Linked DNA regions of Homo sapiens: region 1 is linked to region 2. Evidence: chromatin loops called from intact Hi-C (ENCODE). Cell type or tissue: IMR-90. All regions are shown on one strand. Each heading gives the region's core, and the rest is flanking DNA. Links, peaks and the distances in the headings are about the cores only. Region 1 overlaps RSPO3 (R-spondin 3). Region 2 has its middle 12 kb from the start of HDDC2.

Region 1 (5,000 bases), core at 1-5,000, 1.8 Mb after region 2:
GGATGCCTCTGACCGCTGAGTAAATGACAAGGGAGGCGCGGCCGCGGTACCCGCTCACCTAGCGCAACCGCCTCGCGCGGGGAGACCTCGGCTGGGCCCTTAGGCTGGACTCCGGTAGCCGAACGCCCGCTACCCGGCCAGGAAGCCAGGGAGCGAGCGCCTGCGCGGCCGCATCCCCGACACGCACCAGCGGAGCCAAAGGGCGCGCGAGGCGATGGGGTTCGCGTGTCTGCGCGTTTGCAGAGCTGCCGGACGTCCCCCGCCCGAGGGTTGAAGACAGCAAAACCCCAGCTGTGGGGAGCCGGAGGTGCGGAGTTTCCAGGTTCTCTCTTGTCACATGTGAGCGTCTGTACCATCTCTGGCCCTTTCAAGTGTGTCCCCTGGGACACACACGTACAGAGAGTGGGGTCTCCCTAAAGATTCGCCTCCTCGCTGCCCTTAATGCTGTTATTTGGAGGGTTGGATTGTGATGGCTTCTTAAGACGGTGTCCTAGCTGGAATTAAGCGGACACCACCACGGCAGCCTCAACCTGGGTTGGTCTGTCTGAAAGGTAGAATCTTCCCAAGATGAAGGGACAGATGCGAAGGTGTCACCTCTCCTCGCTCCAGGGTAGCCTGGCGCCCTCGCTGCTCTAGTGTCTGTGTTCCCATGGGGAGTCCTTTCGCAGATCTCAGAGCAGGGGCGACCCTGGCTCTATGGTTGGGGGCGCTGGTGGAGAGAGGGAGGAGGAAACTTCTCCTGGAGCTCGCGAGGGGCAGGAAGCGATGCTGCTGCTCTGGGCTCTCGCACCTCCGCGGCGTGCAGCCCAGGCCCAGCGGCCCCACCTGGTTTCCCAAGGGGATCCCTCTCCCAGCGTCCCGCCCGGGAAGCCTTTCGGGGCAGACGTCGGGGCAGCGCGGAGGACACAACACCGGCTTGTGTGAGATGGAAATTTAGTAATCGCTTCTCGGCCGCTGTTTGTCCCTGCCCTGCCCCTGGGCATGAGGGTCCCCTGAAAGCTCCCTTTGTATTGCTGGCCTCGGCCAGACAAGGTTTGATTCACCTGAAAATTGCCTTTTAAAAAGGTGGCAGTGCCAGAGCGACAGGGGCCCTGGCCGGGCCTCACCGCCTTTAGGATCACCTAGCAGGGGGCAGGAGAGCCCAAACTAAATATGTCAGGGCATCCGATTTATTATTCTTGGCCTCCGAATGGTGTGTACTCTGGTAACTCCCCACCCACTCTTTCATTCCGGCCCGGACGCGGAAGGGGAGGCCTGGGGTTCAGCGGTGTCCACGCGCCTGGCGGTCCCCGCCTCCTCTCCTCCCAGGGTCTGGCCTGGGGAATTGAGTCTCAGGGTCAGTGGGCATAGGGAGCCCGGGCTGGAGCGCAACCCACTCTGCTTTCCATCCGCTCTTCCAGCCCGTGCCCATTGGGCGTCCCAGAGCACGCTCTCTCCTTTACCCCCACCGAGGACCCCCGGGCTGGGAGCCACACACTTGTCAAGGAGGGACAGGGTACTGAGTGTCAGAGGCGTCTCGCTTTGCAGTTTTGGGGCCCCTGATTCTGAAGGAAGACACAGGAAAGAAAGCTTGTAGTCCTTTTGTGCCCACCTCCCCCAGCGAGGACCACGGCGCAGGAAGCTTTCCCCGGGCGCTGCCTCAGGGAGCTGTGGGATGATGCACCTCTAGGTTGGGCCGAGAGGAGTCAAAAGGCAAACTGCTTTTCGACCTGCCTTAATCATCTCAAGGCCAAGTCAAAGGAGACCTCTGTTTGTGTTGAGGGGATGAAAGAAGGAATAGTGGAACTGGGTTGCAATTCCAATTTTTCTGTGGGAGTGGGACTGGGAGACAGCACCCACAGCGATGCTCTTGCTCCTTCGCACTTGAGTCTGCGTTTGCGGCTTGGTTTGCTGGTGCAATCCTGGTAGAGGGGCGACCCCTTGCGTCCTCGGAGGAGACAGACTAGACTCTTGGCAGGTGCAGTATGACTTAAGGAGGAAGGAGTGGAGGGTAGAGAGGTCCTCTTTAAATGCCCAGAAACTCAAGGTCAAACTGCATGTGCACAAACTCAGATATACCGTTTGTTTTGAAATCTCTGGGGGAAAAAAACGAACAAAAAGATTCAATTCACAGTTCCTGTTTCTCAAGTAAGGACTAGGAAAAGTTTTTAAAATGAAAACATGTGGTCAAACGTGTTTTCAAAAGAGGCTGGCTATCCTAATTGTTTCTTCAAGAGACAATTAAGTGAATATTTAAGGAGTCTTCTGGCCTGTAGTTATATAGTTTCAATTTCCTAAGCTTAAAATCATCAATAAAGATATGACAGGTAGAAAATTAGGTGTTAAAAACTTCTACAAAAAATTTAATGGTCTCTCTTGATTTAGTAGGAAACTTTTTTGTAAACAAGAACATTCATTTGAAGTGTTAAATATTGTCATGTCCAAAGAATCATGCATTATCCTCAGAAATAGCAAATAAAGCCATATCAGTATTCTCCTGTTTCCCTAAAACAACTGTAATTCCATTTGTCTCTACTTTGATATAAACTAGTGATCCTAGTTATTACAAACTAGTGTTTCTTCTCATAAAAGAAACAATGTTTTAAGACAAGACCCTTGTACTTTAAAATGTCTATTTAGTTATGGGTGAATAAATACACAATAAATTTTTATCTATTTGAATTGGTATACAGCTCTTAAAAATGACTCAACCTTTGAATTCCAGATTGTGTGCTAATAACATTAAGAAGCACTTTTTTTTTGCCATAATGATAGCCACAGAATCTTAGTGGGGCCTCACATTTTCACGTGGATTAGTTGCTTGGGCCCTGAAATAGCCACTGAAGTGAAGAAGCAGGTACTTATCTTCCCATCTTAGAAAGAAAAGGCCTGAGAACTAGAGGCTCAGTAACCTACATAATGCCATATATCTAGCAAGTGGAACTTGTCTCCTGCCATGAATCTCACAGTTATGTACACCTTTATTCTATATTCTGGTCATAGAGAAGATATCAGGTTTATTAAGTAATAAATTAGATGGTCTCAAGGCCATCATTTATTCAATAGGTTTAGAGAATAAACTGTTCTCCTTGACTGGAAATTTTTGAACTCATTATTTTATATAATGGTGATCAATGTCAAAGAATTAAATACCTAATAGTAAAGTTTTCTAAACGGAATATATCATTTGATTATCTAGGAGATACTATGGGATTATTCTGTGCCAGAAGGTTATTGTTAGAAACATCAGATGGCATTTAGCATCCTTTTTATTTGATGCCATCTAGTAGCTCGGTTTTAATTGTTCAGACTCTAGATAAATGCAAGTTTTGAAAAGCCATTATATGCATAATAATTTAAAAGCACTCATTGCACAATCTATAAAACTTCGCAAGTCTTTCATAAAGACGTCTGAAGAAAGAGAGAAAGAATAAAAAGGAAATAATTTTCATGGTAATAAAATAAAAACAGACTATTGGAATGTACTGGTCATTGCTCATGACATTGTTTCAGATGTTGAGCCAGTCTTTGAAATTATGACACACCCTTTGTGATTATGTTGTGAATCCTGGAAAATAACAAGTTAACTGATAAAATAGAAAAATCTTTAATTCTACTATACATTTTGTAATATTAATTTCAAATGAAAGTTTGGTTTGGATATTGACTACAATGTATTTTTCACACTTGTCTACGTTTCTCACCAGTCTGCCTTATTTTTGAGAGTAACAGTGTTTTAAAGATACAGACACGAATAGAATTTGCTGAAGAAAGTGTATTCTTTGATACGTCGTGTAACAGCTGTATAAATCAAGACAAATGCAAATTCATATGCGGTAGTGGCAACATCTAAATGCAAGGAAAAACATCTTTGTGAACTCAAATTTAATCATCATTACATTATCAGGGTTGTTTCTCAAAATATCCCATGGTGACACTATTTTAATTCCGTTTATTACTTTAATAGAAGGATTTTAACAAGAACGTTAGAAATGGTAATTTTAAAATACCTTCTTTTTAGCCCCAAGTTACTCAAGTAATGAGAATGTAAGAATGAGTATGAAACTGATTTAATGTTGTTATTTCAATATTCCTTTAAACATGAAATATGAAGAGTATTTGAACTTGCAAATAGATAAGCTTTACTAAGTCATTTCTCCATTAAATAATTCCCTGGCATTTAATATTGTACAAATTAGGTCCCCAGAAAGCAATGAATGGAAATTACAACGTGTAGTAAAATTTTATTTTCCAGTTATTATGGGGAAACCCTTGCTGCATTGCTCCAAAATGAATTTATTAGACATCTGATTATTTTAGATTATTTGAATCTGGACAGAGATCTCCAGATTGCTACTAAATGTCTAAAATATTTTCTAGTTCAATGGTTAATCTTTTTTTAGTTGTAATAATTCTTTTGAATCCTATGCAATGTTGGCAGAGTACTATGTAGAGTTTTCAGAGCCCTATGTAGAGTTAAGACCAAAATACACCTCTGCAATTATAAGAATGAGCTATGAAAAAATAAAACTATTCTAGATATACTGATTTGCCAAATTGTCTTTTCCCCTTTGTCTCCATCCCAATGTTTCATTTTGGACATATCTTGATCTCTCTCTTCCTACTTCTTCACTATTCACTCACATATCCCATCCCCACCCCAAAAAAATTATTTTCCAAGTAGTGAATTCTTGAAATGCCATCAGAGTGGATATTGTGTTTCATGAAATGTAAGAAAAAACTTTGGTTACCATTAGGAAAACATCATTCAGTTTTAAGAGCACAGTAAGGATCATGCAAGACAGTGTGTTGAAATTATGTTTGACTTGGTTAGGACTATTTCTTCTAACAGTGCATTATGTGCTGGCATTTTTTTTTTGAAAATAATAATTTGAAAAAATGTTGCATCATAAATTGCACAGTTTTTTTTTTTGCTTGGCCTTTGATTTTAAGGGCAAATGTAGATTGCTTTCTTAATTAGAGATTTTTCTCAGGGTTTCACATGATTGAATATCTTAAAA
Region 2 (6,512 bases), core at 869-5,868:
TAATATATTAGTTAATTGCTGATGAGTTGCTAATGAGCTAATTTATATGCACAGATAGGATCTAACTATGACATAGGAGTAGCATGCAAAGCTGCAAAGCACTGCTAAACAGATCATGGGTGCTGTCCATGGCACCTCTCAGGGCAGGTTAGAGAGAAGAGTGTGGAAACATTGTGCCTCTCTTCCCACCTACTCAATAAAGACAACAGGGAAAACACATGGAGGCATCTTTGGCCATGAACTCCTCACTGCTTTACTAAGCAGCCACCTGTAGTATTAGAATACTACCACTAAGTGGCACCATCTCATTAGTATTCTCTTTTATCAGACTCCTGAAACCTGCTGCGCCTTCTCTTCTGGACCACGGAATACATTTATTGTTCTGTGTTGGCTGATTTGGGTTTAGCAAAAGGGATCTGCTTTCAACATGCTCCTGTGTTTTTTTTCCTCCTTTCCCACGTGTTTCTTTCATTCTTGGGAATCTGAGCCAATACTTAGGCATACGCATAGAGATGAAGGCCATCGTACTGGTAATAACCATAACAGACAACTTAAAGAAGACAAATACTAATAGTGAGCTTTTTAATTTGTAGAGATGAGTTCCCACTATGTTTTCCAGGCTGGTCTCAAATTCCTGGCCGCAAGCGATCATCCTGCCTCAGCCTACCAAAGTCCTGGGATTACAGGCATGAGCCACTGTACTTGGCCCTTTTTTTCTGCAACAATCCCCCAAAGCCTGAATTTTTTTTTTATTTGTAAAAAATAAATAGGGAACTTTAATTGAAGGCTTTTATTTTTGTACTGGGGGCTTTCCAGGTATTATTTCCCAAATTCATCAGCACTCAGTAAGGTTGCCTTCATTTTGTGAGCAAAGAAGCTGAGATTCAGAGAATTAAAGCAAACTTTTCAAAGATGCCCAATGAGAAGGTAAGTGAGACACAACAGGAGTCTAAGCTTACATAATGTCAGAGCATTAATGATCTTTGAATCATTCATGTGACTTAAATATTAGGTATAGTGAGAAAAGACAGAAAAAGTCTAACCCTTCGTGAAGTTCAAAATTGGAAAGGGAAAATAGAGTAAGTGAACCAAATTATTTGTAATACAAAACAATGAGTTATATATGAAATCCATCAAGTTTATAAAGGGTCTGAAATTATTGGGGACACTTACTAGGTACATGCCTCCAGTCCAGGAGACATCCTGAAACCAAATCTTCTCTTGAAGTAGAATTTTTCTGAAAGGGACATAGCTCTGAAGATGAGAGTGAGGAAGTTAGAATAAAAAATATATATTCTCGGGTTTAGCCCTCAAACTCTTGAATCTTTGCTGAAGATGATTTTGTTTCATGACACATTAATTTGTCCTATGTTATTTGAGGTGACGTCTTAGCTCTGTAAATAAGTAAAGGAGATCTAAGTAAACGTTTCAAAGGCTAACAGGCCAAACTCTCCTAGACTGATTATCCCCCAGAACCCCAGGAAAAGCAAGAGCCAGGAATCTCATAATGTGAAGACAAACTAACATTGACGTGTTATGGGCTTGACCTCCCACTTCATGTCTTGCATGCATCACTGTACTTATAACAACCCAACAAGATATGTGTAATACTACATTCGTATTCCATCAGGATGTTGAACTTAGGCAGGTTCAGCACTCACCAGAGGTCACACAGCCAGTGAGTGGTGAAGCTGGGATTCCATCCAAACTGGCAGATCAAAGAACTTGGCTTTTAACCTTTAAATACACTGCCTCCACTTGGCATGCTACATGGTGGTGAGCAAATGCTCTGGCCATTGTAATACTAACTTAAACTTGATTTATGTTTCAAAGAAGTTTCAAGTACATTATTGAATTTGATGCTAAGAACAATCCAATGAGAAAGGCAGTTTAGATTTTCTTATTACCACACCCGCCCTCTAACATGCACACACACAGACACAGACACACACACCCCAGGAGAGTTTAAGTGACTTGGGTTAAACCACAGAGCTACTAAGTGGCTGACCCTGAACTTGAACCTAAGTGTTCTCATCCTTAGCCTACTGCCTTTTTCCTGTGACAGCAATACCACTTCACAGTAAAAAAAAAAAAAAAAAAAAAAAAAAAATGAGGTAAAATTTCCTCCATGTCACTCAGAACATGACATTATCTCCAAAAGTCTCTGTTAAAAGTTAGGCAAGTGGCCAGGTGCAGTGGCTCACACCTGTAATCCCAGCACTGGGAGGCCGAGGTGGGTGGATCACTTGAGGTTATGAGTTTGAGACCAGCCTGGCTAACATGATAAAACCCCATCTCCACTAAAAATACAAAAATTAGCTGCGCATGGTGGTGCATGCCTGTAGTCCCAGCTACTCACAAGGCAGAGGCAGGCGAATCGCTTGAACCGGGAGGCGGAGGTTGCAGTAAGTTGAGATCGCACCACTGTACTCCAGCCTGGGTGACAGAGTGAGATCCTGTCTCAGGAAAAAAAACAAAGACAAGTTACTTAGAAAATATCGTATGAACATCAAATCATATTAATACGTACAGGTGTATATTTTAAATCACTTTAAAGCTCCCTATAAAGGAGAATCTAAAACTGCTTTTTCAAAATTTTTGCATGAATAAATTCAGACACATGTGTAGTGATTTACATAAGTTTATCCAGAAATCAACATCTGTGTTTTGTGTGTGTTATGGATAGAGAGATTTGTACTTTATTTGCACTAGCCACATGCAACAAATGTATAAAGATAAAATCTCTATTCAGATACAGTCTAAGATATCACAATTAGTTTTTATTTAGTCTCAATTTTCTGGTACCCTCTAAGCTGTAAAATCCTGGGAATCCAAAAAAAAGAGTTCAAAAGAAAGGGCCTGAGGGCAGCAGTCAGTGGCTGGAGAGTCAATAGGGGAGTCTTAGAAGTCATTGCACCACTCTGAACCCCACATTCCTCACCTATAACAAAAGGGCTTAGAAGAACTCTAAGATCTCTAAAATGCTAAGGAATAATTCTTAACCTCGATAAAGTCTGAAGACTTGTTTTACTCTGTAAGGATCTACATTTTAAAATAAGTAGCTAAGAATTTTCCATTGCCGTCTTTTAGTAGTAGATTTTTATTGACACAGAACACTCAGGGCTATTTTTCAGAGCCCAGATTTATCCACCTCCCGTGTGCTTCCACTAAAACCGACACGATGTACAGTCTCAGGCACTTTCTCACTGTTTAATAAAAAGGTAATTGGGTGAAGAGCCGTGAGAAAATACTAGTGACTAGATTATTCACTCTTCCGCTGGCCAATGGTTCCTCTGATTTTGGCCCACAGGGGGCCACTTTGATTCGCTGCTGAGAGGTGGCGCTCTTGACCAAAATATCCTCACATCAACGCTGGTGGAGGCTTCCCACTTTATGACTTCCTTATAATAGGCCACAGATGTTCAGTGCAAATGACTGTGCAATACATTGATATCAAAAATTGTTATCACCATACCCCATTCCCTTGGATGATGAATTTCATTTAGAATTACAAAGGAGCAGGAAAAAGGAAGAGGAAGAGGGCAAAACCTCAAAAGACTTCCAATGTTTCAAGAAAATGTTGGACTTTGTTGTGCGCCACTATCAAGCTTTTTCCAAATTTGGTTTCCAAATTACTACGGCAAAGAGGTGAGGTTAAAAGGTTTTGCTGTCTGCAGGCAGAAGGCATCTTTGTGCTGATATGTACCAGCATTCATGTAGAGCTCTAGAGAAAGAGACCCAAGTACTCAGAGACTTTCAAAGGTACAAGTATTATTCTTAGTAATAAACCCCAAATTGTTATACATAGAAATTTGAAATTTAGAATTTAATAAACTGTAGTTCAAATTAACATAGAATCCTCAGAAAGCAAGGCATAAGGATTTGTTTCCCTGATTTAAACTGATGATATGATAGGATGCATCTCTTTATACCCTCCGAATCATGAATCTTTTCACGGCCATGAAATAAAACATGTTAGGGTTTTCTCTTGGCCTGGGGACAAACTGGCTGCCCTTCTGTTAGTCCCATAGATCGGGTCAACTCTCCATGGATATACCAGTACCCCCAGTTTCTGTCTGTCATGACAACTCACCTTGGACAATGCTTCAAATTATTAGATAATCCTTATATTAAAACAAAATTTGTTTCCCTGAAGTTTTAAATTTTAATTCATAAACAAGACAATACTTTAAGATTTTTTTGAGCATCTGCCATGTGCCAGTCCTTGTGAGGGCTTACAAATAAAAAGGTGAGGAAGTTATATGTAGTTTACCTGATCTTGTGGAATTTATAGCACACTTCTCTAGTTCTCTCAATTTTTCCATCCTAATGCTCCTAGGAAATAGATCACATTCCCATTGTAACAGTGGCACTCTACAGCAGGCACATGAGCATCTCAGCAGAGAAAGGAATTATAACCTGAGGAAGTCCCCAAGTGACTCTACTTACCACATGCCCCTCTTTCAGAATCACTGCTCCAATGGCTCTATATTCCTATAGAAGTTTAATCCTACATCAACAGGGTGGCAGGTCAAATATCTGAAGACAATTATTACGCATCTTCTCCCCCAACCCCTCAATATTTGCATCTTCAGGCTTAACATGCCACAGAATTCAAACTATGATGGTTGTGTTCTTGAAGAAAAGACTGGCTCAAAAAAAGCTATTGAGAACAGCTGTAAATGCATTTACATCTGTAGTTAAATGGAACTGAATCCATCAGGCAGAACCAATAGCTGAGGAGGAGAAAAGGTGATGAGAAGACAGAAGCCTGGGCTACGTGCAGTGCATTGAAATGTAGGCTAAAATGAGCAACCAAAAATGCGAGGAACGTGGAAAAGAGAAGAGGGATGCATTGTCCCATCATCTTGTCTTTCTTCATTGTAAGACACAATAGATTGTTCCTTGTTGGGGATTGGAAAGGAAGAATTATAGAAGCAAGCATATTCTGTACGGATTGGTCAAACAAGATTTAAAGCGAGAGACAGAGAAGGAGGAGGAGGGGGAGGAAAAGAAGAAGGAGAAAAAAAGAAATTCTAGGATAAAAATCATTCCCCCTTATAGAGCTGGAATGTGTATAATGTAAAGAGACAGTTGCATTAAAGCATTAGGCCTCATGGCCTGATTAACATCATTTGATCTTTTCCTATTGAAAAGACCCTATGTGTTTCCAAAGGCAGTGGCTTTTTAAATAAAACCAGAAGTCTGGGTGAGCAGAAAGCTGTTAGAAGAGAAAGCAACTTGTTTTATATTTAATCATCTTTTTATCCTACGTGCTTCATAATCTTCAGTTTCCTTCTCTCTGTCAGTAGGGGATGCATATAAAGTTAAAAATCTAGACTCTGGGAGATCTAATATGACAAAAACCAACAAATAAAAATTCACTATGACCTAAATTGGTCAGATCAGACTTTTGGGCTGCCTGTCTCCAGGAGCTTTTTTTAAATTTTTTATTTTTTCTGATTTTTTTTTTCATCTTTTATTCTCCCTCCTCTCAGCTATTTAGCTAACAATCACTAAGCGATTTCAGTGAGATTGATTAGCACACCATCATACCAGTTTTTTTTGTGATTTACTTTTTATCTTGCTTTTCTACATTCTTTTGCAAGTTTCTGGTGAGATTGGCGCTCTTCCTGAATTTGAGAGTGACCATCAGAAAGCCAGAATTTTCCATTAAGCAGTTCGGTGAAGCATATTGGTGGGGGCAACTGGAGCATCTCCACATCCATGCTGTCATCTCAGTGTGGCCGGGCTAAGAGACGGGGAGGGCTTCTGGTTGTTTGAGAGGACAGAGCAGTCATCGTAACTAGTTCAGTCTCAGTGGCCCATTCAGCTCCTGGCATAGCTGCCAAGCCAGCCAACAAAGGACCATTGTAATCCTGACGGTTTCCCAGCAATGACCGGACAGGCGCAGACCACCAACCAGCTCATTTCACTTACACTGTTCACAAGTAAGACCATGAATGGAAAAAAGTCAATGGCAAAAATCCCACATCCTGCTAAAGTTGGTTATGTGGACACTTTTCTAGCGAGCGAGTCTGCCTTCAAGCTGGTAATCCTCATACCTGTTTTCTTTGTTTGTTTGTTTTTAAGTACAATTAGCTTGAATGATAATGCGAAATGCTCGTAGAATCCTACCAAAAATTAGGTTTGAGTTTAAAAAAATAAGAATATAGCATACAATACTTTGAAAAACAATGTATAATAAAAATAAAATGCCATAAATGTAAAGCAAAATTGAGATAAGTTTTGAGGATAAAAAATAATAATTCCAGCTAGTGTGAGACCACTGTGACTATTAAAGAATTAAATTTTGGTGTCTAAAAATGGAGTTTTCAACTATAAAATGGAATTATTTGAACTCAGTTTCCAATTTTAGATACGCAATCAAAAGTCTGCCTTTTCTGTGAACCAAACCAATGACATCTCTAACTCTGAATTTTTAAAAGTAGCAATACACCTTGGGAGGCTGAGATGAAAGGATTATTGCCTAAGCCTAGGAGTTCGACAGC

What was found. Peaks named below come from ENCODE experiments on the same cell type or tissue, not always from the same donor. Only the 100,000 strongest peaks of a DNase experiment are listed, where the experiment ranks them.
Region 1: a loop joins it to region 2, with 7 times the contacts of the local background. A loop is called at or near these places in 10 of 110 quality-filtered maps.

What each region holds. Positions count from the first base shown.
Region 1 is chr6:127,119,662-127,124,661 of GRCh38, forward strand. All of the region lies in intron 1 of RSPO3 (R-spondin 3), which reads left to right. LOC105377989 (a long non-coding RNA gene) reads right to left here. Exons shown (of 14, transcript XR_002956387.2): 4 at 1-2,075. Among named protein-coding and RNA genes, the nearest start is that of RSPO3, 3.5 kb to the left of the region's middle. In IMR-90, for the core only: a CTCF peak has its summit at 1,919 (motif pointing left); a DNase peak (open chromatin) is centred at 1,900; H3K4me3 peaks cover 194 bases; H3K27me3 peaks cover 1,828 bases.
Region 2 is chr6:125,310,965-125,317,476 of GRCh38, forward strand. No RefSeq gene overlaps it. Among named protein-coding and RNA genes, the nearest start is that of HDDC2, 12 kb to the left of the region's middle. In IMR-90, for the core only: a CTCF peak has its summit at 3,336; a DNase peak (open chromatin) is centred at 3,347; H3K27me3 peaks cover 861 bases.